3 separate regions of the Homo sapiens genome follow, and regions 1 and 3 are each linked to region 2. Evidence: chromatin contacts called from ENCODE Hi-C or POLR2A ChIA-PET data. All regions are on one chromosome and are shown on one strand. The core of a region is the stretch at or near the end of the contact, and the rest is flanking DNA. Distances in the headings are between cores, read along the strand shown. Region 1 overlaps NRP2 (neuropilin 2). Region 2 holds the start of BMPR2 (bone morphogenetic protein receptor type 2). Region 3 holds the start of HSPE1-MOB4 (HSPE1-MOB4 readthrough).

Region 1 (4,342 bases), core at 995-3,494, 3.3 Mb before region 2:
GAGCCCAGGCTATGTTCAAAACCACCCGTCCTCCATCTGCTGTCTTAGATAGCAAGGTGCTCAAGCTCCCAAGAGGCTGGTGAGTTAATGCATATCAATGGGTCAGCACAGTGTATGGCACACAGTACATGCTCCATGAATAGCCATTTGTTGTTACTGCTGCTGTTATTCTTGTTTGCTATTTAACGCCAAGGGCTCAAACAGTTACCAAACTCTGTATTTGTTTGGGTATCTGCATCAGTACCAAGCGCCTTTTTAATAGTGGCTGTTTGCAGTTGTATTTTCTTCCTTCATTTCTTCCCACCACAAATCGCTGATATTTTGAGCTTCTTATCCACAATCCCCTCACAACCAGGGTCACCATGGCTCTTCAGAAAGGAGGAAGTCTGACCACCCACCAAAGGAAGTACACGGAGAGAATAACCCAAAACAAACTGAAGGAATTATTCCAAAAAACCTTGAAGGCAAGAAAATGGAAACGACAAATAACATCTATTTATAATTGCTGGCTCTTTTTCCGCAAAGGCCCTGCGATGATGGTGAGGGCCCCGCCAATCTCATTGTTCCTCATGGAGCAGGCTGCCAAGAATGCCTCCTGACGTGAGGAAGGAGGCCACTCCAGACAACGCATCTGATAAGTCTCTCTGAAGGTGAACTTTCAGAGAATTAAGGGCACGCAACAAAGCCTCCCCAACTTCTGCACTGGTCCTTTGGGTGAATACCATTTCCCTCGCTGACCTGGCTGGCCAGCAAGGCGCATTCCTGAGGCCGTGTGGTCACGGGTCTGCTCTGCTTCTGGACCAGCACACACACTGGAGGCCACTTGGATGAAACATGTTTGCTTATGTAAGGAATGGTTTTCTAGGCAACCGGTGCCAATGTGAAGTTTAAGGCTTTGGGGGCAGGCTGCTTTCAGCATGAGTGTTGGGTCTTTCGTTGGTCTGCTCTGTGTCTATAAAATCCTCACCCTCTGCAGTCAACTTAAAGGGCCCCTTGGTAGCATTCTGGAATGATACCAGAGTGCAAAGGAAGAGTAGTCCACAATTTCTTTCCATTTCTGTTTTTCTCAGCGGCAGCAGCAGCACTAGCAGGTGTAAAGGTGAATCCCAGCAGGGCCAGGACTTACTAAATTTTCCTACGCTGGCCTGGATCAATCATGCTTGTGTGCCTCAGTTGGCCTCATTTGACAAAAGGGAACAGGAATCATGCCTTTGTGCCCGGTGGGGCTGCCTGCATGGGTGGTCACTGAAGGGCAATCAGAGCACAGCGTCTGGGGCCCCTGGTGTGCTGGCAGTGCCCCTTTACTCGGCAGGGTGAACAGTTCCCTCCGGAATAGGTGTTCACACTAATTCTGGCTCCCAGGGGATCCAATTGTGAGGGCAAATCATAACTTCCCCGTCTGTCCAAAAAACGGGAGCCTGCTGGGAACGGAAGTGTACTGGGCACCAGGGAATCCACCACAGCAACAGAAAAGTCCTTTTTGTTTTTCCAGGGATTTAGGCTCCATATCATTTTTCTATTCCTCTTTGCTGGCATCCAGCCTCCCTAACAAAACTTGGAAGATGCAAAACTCATCTGAAAAACGTGCCATGCAGAAATCCAAGTAGGGGACAGTTTGGGAGTAGGTGGCAGGTGTGATGGGCCTCCCTTTTAGAGTTCATTTACTTGGAGCTTCAGATTACAGAGCTTGGAGCTTCTCCTGGCTCCAGGGGCAAACTTGTCACTACTGTGCAAAAAACACCATGGTGTGGAAATGATGGGCCTGCACTAATGTCCAAGCAGGAAAGGGCTGCTGCCACGCCAGGGCGGAGATTCTGAATCTAGCACTCAGGGGCCAGTCAGCTGGAACCGCTTCCGTTTGTGACTATGCTTTCGACAGCTGCATTCTGAAGCATCATGCTGCACAGGCAGCCCGGGCCATGTGAGGCATGTTAAAGCATTCACCTTCTCTCCCCATCCCAGAAATGCCCTTTCCATTCTGAGAGAACAGGTTGGGGTTTGTTGGGGGTGGAAGAAGCAAGCATTTAGGAATGTTGGGTGCTCCTGGCTAGAGCCTCATAAGACCATGAAGAAAGATGTTTAGAAAGGACATGAGCTTCTACAAGAAAGGGAACCAGATTACAGGAAGTCTCTAAGCAGGATGGGAGCTGTGTGAGTCAGACCTTGAAGGATCTTTATTCATCTCACAGCCAGAAGCAGGCTGTTTGTTTTGCGCACAGAGCTTCTGGCTGGTTGGCCACAATATTGTAGCGACCAGTGGAGGCCCTGGCAGTGTGGGAGGAGGCATCAGTGCCGGGGATGAGCTTCAAGAGCCACGTGTGTATAAAGGCCCAGGCAGTGAAGAGTACAGCAGAAAAGGCCCCCAAGAAGATAACTCAGTACCCCACCATTTAACCCAGCAGCCTGCCCTGAGGCTTGGACTAAATCTTGTATCTGCTTGGACCTCAGTTTCCCAGCAGATGACCCCCCAAAATAATAGTTTCTTACCCTCCTACCACTCTCAAAAGATGACACATAGATAAATCGCTTTGAACTTTTAGATGAAAGGTGCTGTATAAACCTGAGGTCTCATCAACTGTAATTGTTACAGTAATTATTTTAATGATAATAATGATGATAATGGGAGAGGGGGGTCGGGTGGGGACGAAACCTCCTACTTTGAGACAAAGAAAATCTCTTCCATTAAAACCTGCATCACGAATCCTTCTGCTCCAAGCTCTCAACCATCTCTTTCAAACTGCCAGTTCCTGGGCTGAAATATTATTTATTCCTTTCCTTTCCAATAAAACAATTATTTGTTCCACCATTTCCCCCCTCGTTCACTCTCCGGTGTGTCTGGCTTCGTCCTGACAGCTCGGCCACGGACTGTTTACATGTCTCGCTCACCCTCCAAGACTCTGGTTCAGCTCCATTGACACTAAAGGCAGGCGAATTCTCTCGGTGTGAGGAATCAATTACTTCCGCTGACACTCTATTACTGGCCCTCACATCTTTGGACTCCAGATGGAGAGTGAAGGTGGTGGTGAGGATGGCAGGGAATTTGAAGAGGATGGTGAGCGGGGCTGTGGGGGGATTGGGGGAGTAGGAGGTAGGTGACAGGGAGGCAGAGAGAGACGATGGACTGAGAGGCCTCTGGCTTGTATTTAAAGACACAGAAAGAGATCTCTCTCCTTGACTGCCCCGCTGGCATCCGGAGGTGACTGCATGGCAGGAAGAGGCAAAGAAAAGGAATAAAAAGAGAAAAGGAAAAGAAAAGGCTTGTCAAGGATATCTAAAGAAATCAGAGAGGCCCCAAATACCTAAGCACTGGGACAGCAGATGACAGCTCCAAGCAGATTGACACAGGTATACAAAGGCAGCTTTGGGCTGCCTGGCTTCAAACCCAGCCCCACGATTACTATCTGTGTGATCTCTCAGGGCCTCAGTATCTACATCTGTTAAATGGGATAATAGTAGTACCAGTACCAGCTGTGGCGGTTAAACATAGAAAACTTAGGGTAGGACCTGATGTCTGGCAAGAGTTCAATAAATGTTTGCTATTGTTGTCTAATTTTGAGAGTTCCTCCACGTGACCCACAAACATACAGTTGAGTCCCCAGTGGGAAAAAGTAGAAAAATATTAGAGACTGCCAAGATGCTTGGCTACAAAGCTCGAAAAGAGGCATAAAAAAAGTCATGCTTTTCTGCTGCCCTCCCAAACCTAAGCCCAACTCACATTTCTTTCTCCTTTTCCTTTTCCTTCTTCTTTTTAGAAAATTTTATTTTGACCCAGCTAACATTTTTCAGGGATTCTCCTTCTAGGAAAAAAATTTTGATTATGTAAATTAAATACAACCATCTACTCTGCAATCAACTGAGATGAGTTGTGAGGCACGATGTCCCATAATGAAGGACGATTACAGAAGCTCTTTTCTGGAAGGAAAGACAAGGGCAGCTGATATCTTTTTTTTTTTTTTCTGGAATTATTTATCCAGGCAGAAGTATAAGAATGGAATTAAATTATCTTTTGAGTTTCTCTTAATCCAAAGGCTTAAATCCCTTGCCAGTAAAAAGGACAAAACAAAAAGAATATAAATTTTTTTCTATAGGACTCATGACTCCAGGAAAATACACAAATCCCTTTTTAGAAAAATCTGATGTTTTCACTTGGTATATTTCCATCTCTTCTTTATCCCCTCCACACCTGGAGCTCCCACTGAATTTCTTAAGACAGACTCTCAGCCGGTGTAATTAGATGGGAGAATTACATGGAGTTACATGGGGTGAGATGCTGGCCCTCTGGGATCTCTGGGTTCGGAGAAGGTGCCAGGGTGGAGAGGCAGAACAAGTGGGATTGTGCATG
Region 2 (3,850 bases), core at 1-2,500:
GGGACGTGCCGGCCGGAGCTACTCACCAGCCGCAGTGCTGACCAGCAGGATGGTCCATGGTAGCCAGGGCACCCGCCAGGGCCGCTGCAGCGAGGAAGTCATCCCTGGGCCAGCCAAGAATCAGGAGGGCAAAGAAAAGAAATATGGGAAGTAGACCGGCGGAGAAACAGCCGGGAGGCTCGTCTTCTCTCCCGTGGACTGATCCTGCCCGTATCACAATACAGTTTGAAAGGACAAATGGCTGATGAGAGGACCTAGCTGCAGAGCTTTCATGCCGCTGCAGAAATTCCCTTCATTTCTCTCCCTCGCGGCTGGGGGGGTTCCTTCGCCTCGGACGGGGTGCCGCGGCCCTCCAAACGGAAGGCATGTCTGTGGGGAAAGCAGGGAGCCAAGAAGAAATCCCCCAAATTATTTCCCTCGTAGTTTCACGATATCAAAAAAATATCCAGGTCTGGGAGAAAACATATCCAGGGTGCGGAGGGCGGGGATTCGATCCGGGGTCGGGGGGCGAGGGTCAGAACTAGTTCCCGACTGCCGGGAAGGACGAAGCCGGACGGGCGGCGGCGGCGCCCGGCAGCCCTAGTCGCATCGCCCGCGGCTCCGGGAAGGCAGGATTCCTTAAGTTTCGCTTCGGTGCTTCCTTCACTCTGATTTCGAAAACAACAAATCCTCTTCCTTGACTGGATCAAAAAAGGTGCCTGCCTCCATGGACAAGCTCACAGTCCCCACGCCTTCGCAGAACAACCGTGAGAGGGTTGGGGAGGCCCTGGCGAAGGCTGAGGAGAGGTAGGAGCGGGGGAGGGGAGGGGTCGCGGTCGCGGCCCCGGTCCGGGCTCCCCGAGACGGCAGGCGGAGTGGGTGTGAGAGGCTGCCCCTTCTAGTCCTCCCGGCGGCGCTCCCTTCCCTTCCTCGCTTTTTATTCCTGCGGCTCGATCTTGCCTGAGGTAAATTCCACCAAGAAAGCCTCCTCTTCTCCCGTCAATGGCTCCTGTGAGCGAATCACAACCCCCCGAGGAAGCCGCTGCTGCTGCCGCCGCCGCCGCCGCCGCCGCCGCCGCCGCCGCCTCGTTCTCCCGCAGCTCTGGGCTCCTGACGGAACTCGGGCGTCGCGGACCGAGGGCGGGGGGCGGCGGGAGGGCGGATGAAGGTAGCCGGGGAAGGGGGTGGGCAGGGAGGCGGCGAGACACCCTGCGTCCCTCCGGGAGGCACTTCCAGTGGCTCCGAGCAGACCAGACACAAAGGGGGGAGTCGCCGCAGCTGCCAGTCTGCGGCGCTCCCGGTCACCGGAGTCGCCCCGCCTCCGCCGCCGCCTCCGCCTCCTCCTCAGTCTCCGGCTCTTCCCGGCCCTGTCTGTCTCTAGCCTGTGGTGCAGAGCGGGCGGCGGCGGCGGCGGCGCCGGCGGCGGGATGAAGCCCGCACTGCGCCTGCGCGCTCACGGCCCCGCCCGGCCCCGCCCCTCGTTCGGGGCTGGCTGAGGGCTCCGAGGCCCCACCGCAGCGCGTCTCTCCGGTGAATGGCCGAGGGCTGGGTGGGGCTGCGGTGGGCAGCGGTGGCCTTTCTCCTTCACACACATACACATGCCTTCCAAATGTGCATGGCTTGGGATTCGCGTATTTGTTTAAGAGACGACGGCCACATCCTTTTGTTCGGCGTTCAGCAGACTCCTCCGAGTTCCGGGATTTCTCCCGACTGAGGCGTCTCCGTCTCAGTACTCTCGGAGGAAAGCCTCGAGGGGCAGAACTGCCCTCTGTTGTTTCACGGGGCTGGAACCTCCCTCTCCGCAGCCCAAAGAATCCGGATGGACCCGCCTTTCCCAGAACCGGAGACCTTGGCCTCCTCAGGCTCCCCTCTGACTCAAACAAAAGCCGGAATTGGAAAGACCACCCCTTTGATGTGTTCGCTGTAATCGACGTCCTGCTTTCCTCAACCGCCCATTCCCTTAGCCTTCTTAGTTGACAGGAATATTGAGTATTTGCAAGGATGCGAAGCCAGAAAAAAAAAAAAGACTTTTAATTCTATAAATCGTCCCGCTGCGTGCGCGCGTCTGTCCGTACAGCGCGGTGCCCACCCCGAGAGAGGGCCTGGATTCACCAAGGCTGGGGGCCTTGAGGGCTTTTTAGGGCACGTGAAAGGAAAATGGAGTTAGAGTTGTGTCGGGATAGAGAGTGGGATCATTTTGCACTCAAGGAATTGAGAAGATCCCGTTGGTACCGCAGTTTCCAAGGATTTGTGTAGTGCGTTTTTTGGATCTGGTTTGTACAAGCGACCAGTATAGGAGACGGGATCCCTCCCGCCCTTACACCCCGCTGCGGGGTCAGCCGACGTGGGTGGGATTTTGCTGGCGGCGAGGGGAGAAGGTGACGTGCGTGGCGCCATGATCGGAAGTCTGGACTGAATTCTTAGCTGCGAGGTGGAAAATGCGCGTGGGAGGGCGATCTTGAGGGGTGAAGTCTGGCCTTCCCATCTCCTACCAGGCAGGAGGGTTATGCTGAAGGCTGGTTTTGCTGGTCTTTCATTGTGGCTAAGGGCAGTTCCACAGATACAGTCATAGATAGACTCCTTAAGTCATGCTCTGCTTGCTTCTTCTAGTCCGCTGTTACCTCTTTATCTGAATTTGATGTAAATAAATCTCCACATTCCTTAAACTGGTTCTGTTATACTAAACATCTTCCATAATTAGGGGTTGTAGCAATACCAACCCCGGATTCTAAGACTCTTTTTAGTTGAAATATGTTTATGCTGTTTACCCTTTAGACAGAGAAAAAAAAATTCTACCTAGTAAAATCCCTTAAAAAGACGAAGAGCATATGCTTTGATTCATTAGCTTTATTTATTTAGGTTTTATTTATTTATTTATTTATTTATTGAGGCGGAGTCTTGCTCTGTCGACCAGGCTGCGGTGCAGTGGCGCGATCTCGACTCACTGCAACCTCCACCTCCCAGGTTCAAGCAATTCTCCGGCCTGAACCTCCCGAGTAGCTGAGATTACAGGCGGCGCCATCACGCCCGGCTAATTTTTGTATTTTTAGTGGAGACAGGGTTTCACCATGTTTGCCAGGCTGGTCTCGAACTCCTGACCTCACGTGATCCGCCCGTCTCGACCTCCCAAAGTGCTGGGATTACAGACGTGAGCCACCGCCCCCGACCGATTCTTTATAGCTTTATTACTGTATTTTGTTTTGCCCAAAAGGTCTAAATTAGAAACGGTATTGTTTTACCATTTGTCTTTCAAGAACTGAGAGTTTCTAGCACTCAGAGAAATTGGATTTTAGTATGTTAGAGGTGCAGAAAGTTTAAAGTTTATTAATTCGTAGTACACTTTTATCTTCCTCAAATTGAGATCAAGTACTTCATCATTCAATTTTTATTTGCTTAAGATTTTTTCCAAGAAACATTAAGTGTCCTTTTTGTAGTTCCCCCTTATCCACCGTTTCAGTTACCTGCAGTCAACCACGGTCTGAAAATATTACATGGAAAGTTCCAGAAATAATAAGTGGTGTTTTTTTTTGTTGTTGTTGTTTTTGTTTTTTTTGAGACGTAGTTTCTCTTTTGTTGCCCAAGCTGGAGCACAATGGCACGATCTCAGCTCACAGCAACCTCCGCCTCCCAGACTCAAGCGATTCTCCTGCCTCAGCCCCCTGAGTAGCTGGGATTACAGGCATGCGCCACCACACCCGGCTAGTTTTGTATTTTTAGTAGAGATGGAGTTTCACCATGTTGGTCAGCCTGGTCTCGAACTCCTGACCTCAGGTGATCCGCCCTTCTGGCCTCCCAAAATGATAGGATTAGAGGCGTGAGCCACTGCGCCTGGCCTCATAAATTTTAAATTGAGTACTGTTACTAACTAGCT
Region 3 (3,862 bases), core at 461-2,960, 4.9 Mb after region 2:
GTGTTAGGGGTTAAACGAACAGTCCAAGTTTCCTCTCAATTCTTAAATGCCCCCTCATTTTACCTTGAAGCACATCTTTTGTATTTATTTATTTTGTAGACAGGAGGTCTCATTATGTTGCCCAGACTGATTTTGAACTCCTGATTTTGAATCCTGAGCTCAAACGATCCTCCTGCTTTGGCCTCCCAAAATGCAAGGATTACAGGTGTGAGCCACCACGCACAGCCTCTTTTGTCTTATTAAAAATTTAGAATGTAAGGCAAACACTGATCACACTAGGCTACCAAATTGCTATTGAGGGGATTTTTTTTTTTTTTTTTTGAGACAGAATCTCGCCCTGTCCCCCATACTGGAATGCAGGGGCGCCTTGCAACCTCGGCTCCTTGCAACCTCCGCCTCCAGGGTTCAAATGATTCTCCTGCCTCAGCCTCCCCAGTAGCTGGGATTACAGGCGCATGCCACCACACCCGGCTAATTTTTGTATCTTTAGTAGAGACGGGGTTTCACCATGTTGGTCAGGCTGGTCTTGAACTCCTGACCTTGTGATCCGCACACCTCGGCCTCCCAAAGTGCTGAGATTACAGGCGAGAGCCACCGCACCCGGCCTATTGAGGACAATTTTTAATACTCTGAAACTATCACATAAAATAAGCATCATAGCATTGGTCATATAAAATAAGCAACTTTATATTAGTCATTTCCCTTTAAGAAACAGATTAGAACCAAAGCAGTTAATGATCTTGAAAACGACATAAACTCTACTTAATAAGCGACTTTTAATACTCCAGAATTACTTCTTTTCCCTCCACTGCACACTATAAAAAATAGTTCCACTGCAGCTCCCATTTACCTTTCCTTTAGAACCCGATCCAACAGCGACTACTGTTGCTTGCAATACTTTTCCTTGAGATTTTTCTGGAAGCATAATGCCTCCTTTGGTTACAGTTTCAGCAGCACTCCTTTCAACCAATACTCGGTCAAAGAGTGGAAGAAACTTTCTAAACGCTTGTCCTGCCTGTAGGAAGAGAAATGTTTTGAAACAAAAACTAAATGTAATCACATTATCAACAGGCAACGCCACCGTGCTATACATCTCAACACGTTTTGGCTTTGAAAGTTAACACCAAACCTCAGCTTATTCGTTAAGGAAGCGCATTTGAATGTACTAACCAATATTCCAAGTTTAATTCCCGATTCCTTACGTCTGTTAGGGGTCGTTGTCGCTCCTCCGGTGAGCAACCAGACCAGCTTTAAGGTCAACCTTAGTTTATTCCAAGGTCAAATGTTTTCCTTCTTCAGGTTTTTCCAGAAATTTTCAGGAAACGCTGGGTCAAGCTCCCTGCCTGGCACCATGATTTTTACCCAAGATATTACACATCCACAAAGGCCCTGCAGAAGCAGGTGAGACGCTGCGCGTGCGCCCGGGTTCTCGCCCCCCTGCCTTACACACCGGCAGCACACGCGCGTGCAAAGAGCCCTGGGGGAGAAAAGGGTCGGGCGGGCCTTGCCGCTCCAAGGTGCCATCGGGCGCTGGTCACTGAGTGGCCACCAATCCCTCCCGCCCAGCCCAACAAAAGAGGGGCGTCAGGGATCCCCGTACGCCTCAGACAGGCCCGGGCCTGCAGGCCTCGGGGCCACGCGGGACTCACCATTACTCCCTCCGCCTCAGACTCGTACTCTGCTCTAGTGTAGCGCCGCAAAGAGACTCGCAGTCCGGCCCTGGCGACACGTGAAAAAATCACCCAGCGCGCAGGCGCGCTCGCCCCAGCGGTCGCCGCTAGCCCCCTCGCCCCTCCCAGGGAGGGAGGGCGGTCGCCCCGACGCGCACCGCGATTCGCCCCAAGGGCCCTGCGCAGGACGCTGACGCGAAGACTCGGAGGCGGAAGAAAAAAGGAGCTGTTTCTAGGCTTTTCTAGGCGCCCAGCCGAGGTGAAAGAACTACCCCTTCGTCCCCTCCCGGAAATGACGCGATTTGACCCTTGAGCCGTAGGGAGCGCGGCATTTTCTGGAAAGTTCTGGAACCGAGCGAGGCCCGGGAACTAGACTAAGCCGGCCGGAGAGGGCTGAGCGCGCTAGCACACCCTGCGCGGGTAGGGAGGGGCGGGGCTCGCGCGCAGGGTGTGCAGATTGCAGGGCCCGGGCTGACGGGAAGTGGGTGGGAGCTGCCTGCACACGCGGTGCCGCGGGGCGGGAGTAGAGGCGGAGGGAGGGGACACGGGCTCATTGCGGTGTGCGCCCTGCACTCTGTCCCTCACTCGCCGCCGACGACCTGTCTCGCCGAGCGCACGCCTTGCCGCCGCCCCGCAGGTACGCGGCCTTCCCGCACCACCTCCCCCCGGCTCCTGCGACCCCCGAGTGGGCCTTCCTCCTCTGCGGTCCAGCTGGAGGGTGCGGGCGGCGACAACCTGGAGTTCCGCACCGCGCCGCACCGCAGGCCCAGGCCTGCGGGTCCAGGCCTCGCGGGTCCATGCGGGTTCCATCACGTGCGACGCGGATCCTGGACCTCGGCTGGGCGCGGGAGGGACAACTCGTGGGGTTTGAATTTGGGGGATTGTAACCACTTAGGCCCGCTGGTGCAACCTGCGCCTGGCCGACTTCAGGGAACCGGGGAGGGTGGTGTACGTGAGGGAACCGCTTTTTTCCCCCGCAGGCAGCTGGGATACCGCGCCTCCAGTCTTGACCTTGCTGGGGGCGTTCGGAAAGAAGGACACGTGGGCTCGCGCCGAGTGGGCCGGGCCGCCGCCCCCAGCATCGCGGCCTTGCTGGTTGCTCTGATACAGTAGCCTTGGGTGGATCCATGGAGACACTTTGCTGAGCGGCTTTTTGCACCGTCAGGAATACTTTTAACTTCCCTGGTCACTTGGATTTGTAACTTGCCTCTCTCCGGCTGACTTGGTTTCTCAGGGGCCACAGTTGGAGTGGGTCTGCCCACAAGGCCGTTTTCGCGGTGAAAGATTAACTCGTTTTTGGCGGCAGGGATAGGTGGCCGTGGGGAAGGAGCCGCATGTGCTTTGTGCTGGTGCTATAGGTCAGGCGCCGGCCGGGGCGGCCTCTTTAGCTTGCGCTAGTGGCTGATGTTCCGAAGCTGCGGCGCCTTCCGTCATTCAGGCGTAGTGGCTGGCGGAGGTCAGCCAGGCTCAGCATCTCACGTTGCTTGCTCTGTTGCACAGGTGGGCATGTTTGTTCTGCAGCGCACCACGGGTGGTAGTTCTGATGATCTTTTTGCTTCCATCCCCAGAAATGCTTCGGTTACCCACAGTCTTTCGCCAGATGAGACCGGTGTCCAGGGTACTGGCTCCTCATCTCACTCGGGCTTATGCCAAAGATGTAAAATTTGGTGCAGATGCCCGAGCCTTAATGCTTCAAGGTGTAGACCTTTTAGCCGATGCTGTGGCCGTTACAATGGGGCCAAAGGTACCAGTATTTTTATTTTATTGTAATTACGGTATTATTAATAGCATTTTACTCACAAATAGTCGCACTGAACTATTCAACAGTACTTTCATCTCCATTTTTGAGAGAACTCAGTTTACATGTAAGAATTCTGAAGTATTGGTTAGCCTTTTTTTCTTAGACATGATCTTAAAGCTTAAACTGCTTCAGCCAGATTTTCGAAACTATTTTGTTCAATGTGTGATGTAATCAGGTAGTAACTTACAGCTCAAGGTGGATTCTTAAACTCGAGGTAGAATTTCGCTGGCTTAAGTTAAAATTTGGATCCTTTCCCAGTAGTTCATGCCAAGTGTAGAGAGAAGAGTTTAACTTATCTTCCATAATTCCTTAGGTATGTGCTTGTAGATGCTAAATTTTTTTTTGGTTTATTGTAGTAAAATGTACACAACATAAAATTACCATTAAGTGT

What was found. Hi-C counts contacts between places; a loop is a spot of excess contacts on that map. ChIA-PET counts read pairs that join two places held with the same protein, here RNA polymerase II (POLR2A). Pooled maps may share reads with other maps.
Region 1: a map of B cell shows a loop between it and region 2 (23-fold over the local background). The contact joins the enhancer-like site here to the promoter of BMPR2 in region 2. A Hi-C loop is called at or near these places in 1 of 168 maps with a recorded cell type or tissue (B cell), 1 of 37 single-sample maps with no recorded cell type and 3 of 50 pooled maps.
Region 3: a map of CD8-positive, alpha-beta T cell shows a loop between it and region 2 (6-fold over the local background). The contact joins the promoter of HSPE1-MOB4 here to the promoter of BMPR2 in region 2. A Hi-C loop is called at or near these places in 1 of 168 maps with a recorded cell type or tissue (CD8-positive, alpha-beta T cell) and 6 of 50 pooled maps. POLR2A ChIA-PET finds 5 or more read pairs at or near these places in 1 of 52 experiments (OCI-LY7).

The regions. Positions count from the first base shown.
Region 1 is chr2:205,704,798-205,709,139 of GRCh38, reverse strand. All of the region lies in intron 2 of NRP2 (neuropilin 2), which reads right to left. Among named protein-coding and RNA genes, the nearest start is that of NRP2, 24 kb to the right of the region's middle. RefSeq lists enhancers at 237-1,013, 1,889-2,188, 2,399-2,538. Within about 2 kb of position 2,244, at least 31 of the 41 ENCODE cell types and tissues checked have a DNase peak (open chromatin) inside an H3K27ac peak, as active enhancers do; they include B cell, where a contact is called at or near this core.
Region 2 is chr2:202,373,727-202,377,576 of GRCh38, reverse strand. BMPR2 (bone morphogenetic protein receptor type 2) reads right to left here and starts at 1,250. Exons shown (of 13, transcript NM_001204.7): 1 at 27-1,250. The coding sequence starts at 102. RefSeq lists enhancers at 1-688, 1,843-2,132, 2,243-2,402 and silencers at 743-802, 873-932, 1,063-1,552, 1,703-1,752.
Region 3 is chr2:197,498,227-197,502,088 of GRCh38, reverse strand. HSPE1-MOB4 (HSPE1-MOB4 readthrough) reads right to left here and starts at 1,710. Exons shown (of 9, transcript NM_001202485.2): 1 at 1,650-1,710; 2 at 851-1,015. The coding sequence starts at 1,652. HSPD1 (heat shock protein family D (Hsp60) member 1) reads left to right here and starts at 2,249. Exons shown (of 12, transcript NM_002156.5): 1 at 2,249-2,307; 2 at 3,239-3,414. The coding sequence starts at 3,241. HSPE1 (heat shock protein family E (Hsp10) member 1) reads right to left here and starts at 1,710. Exons shown (of 4, transcript NM_002157.3): 1 at 1,650-1,710; 2 at 851-1,015. The coding sequence starts at 1,652. RefSeq lists an enhancer at 1,590-1,649 and silencers at 1,790-1,849, 2,040-2,369.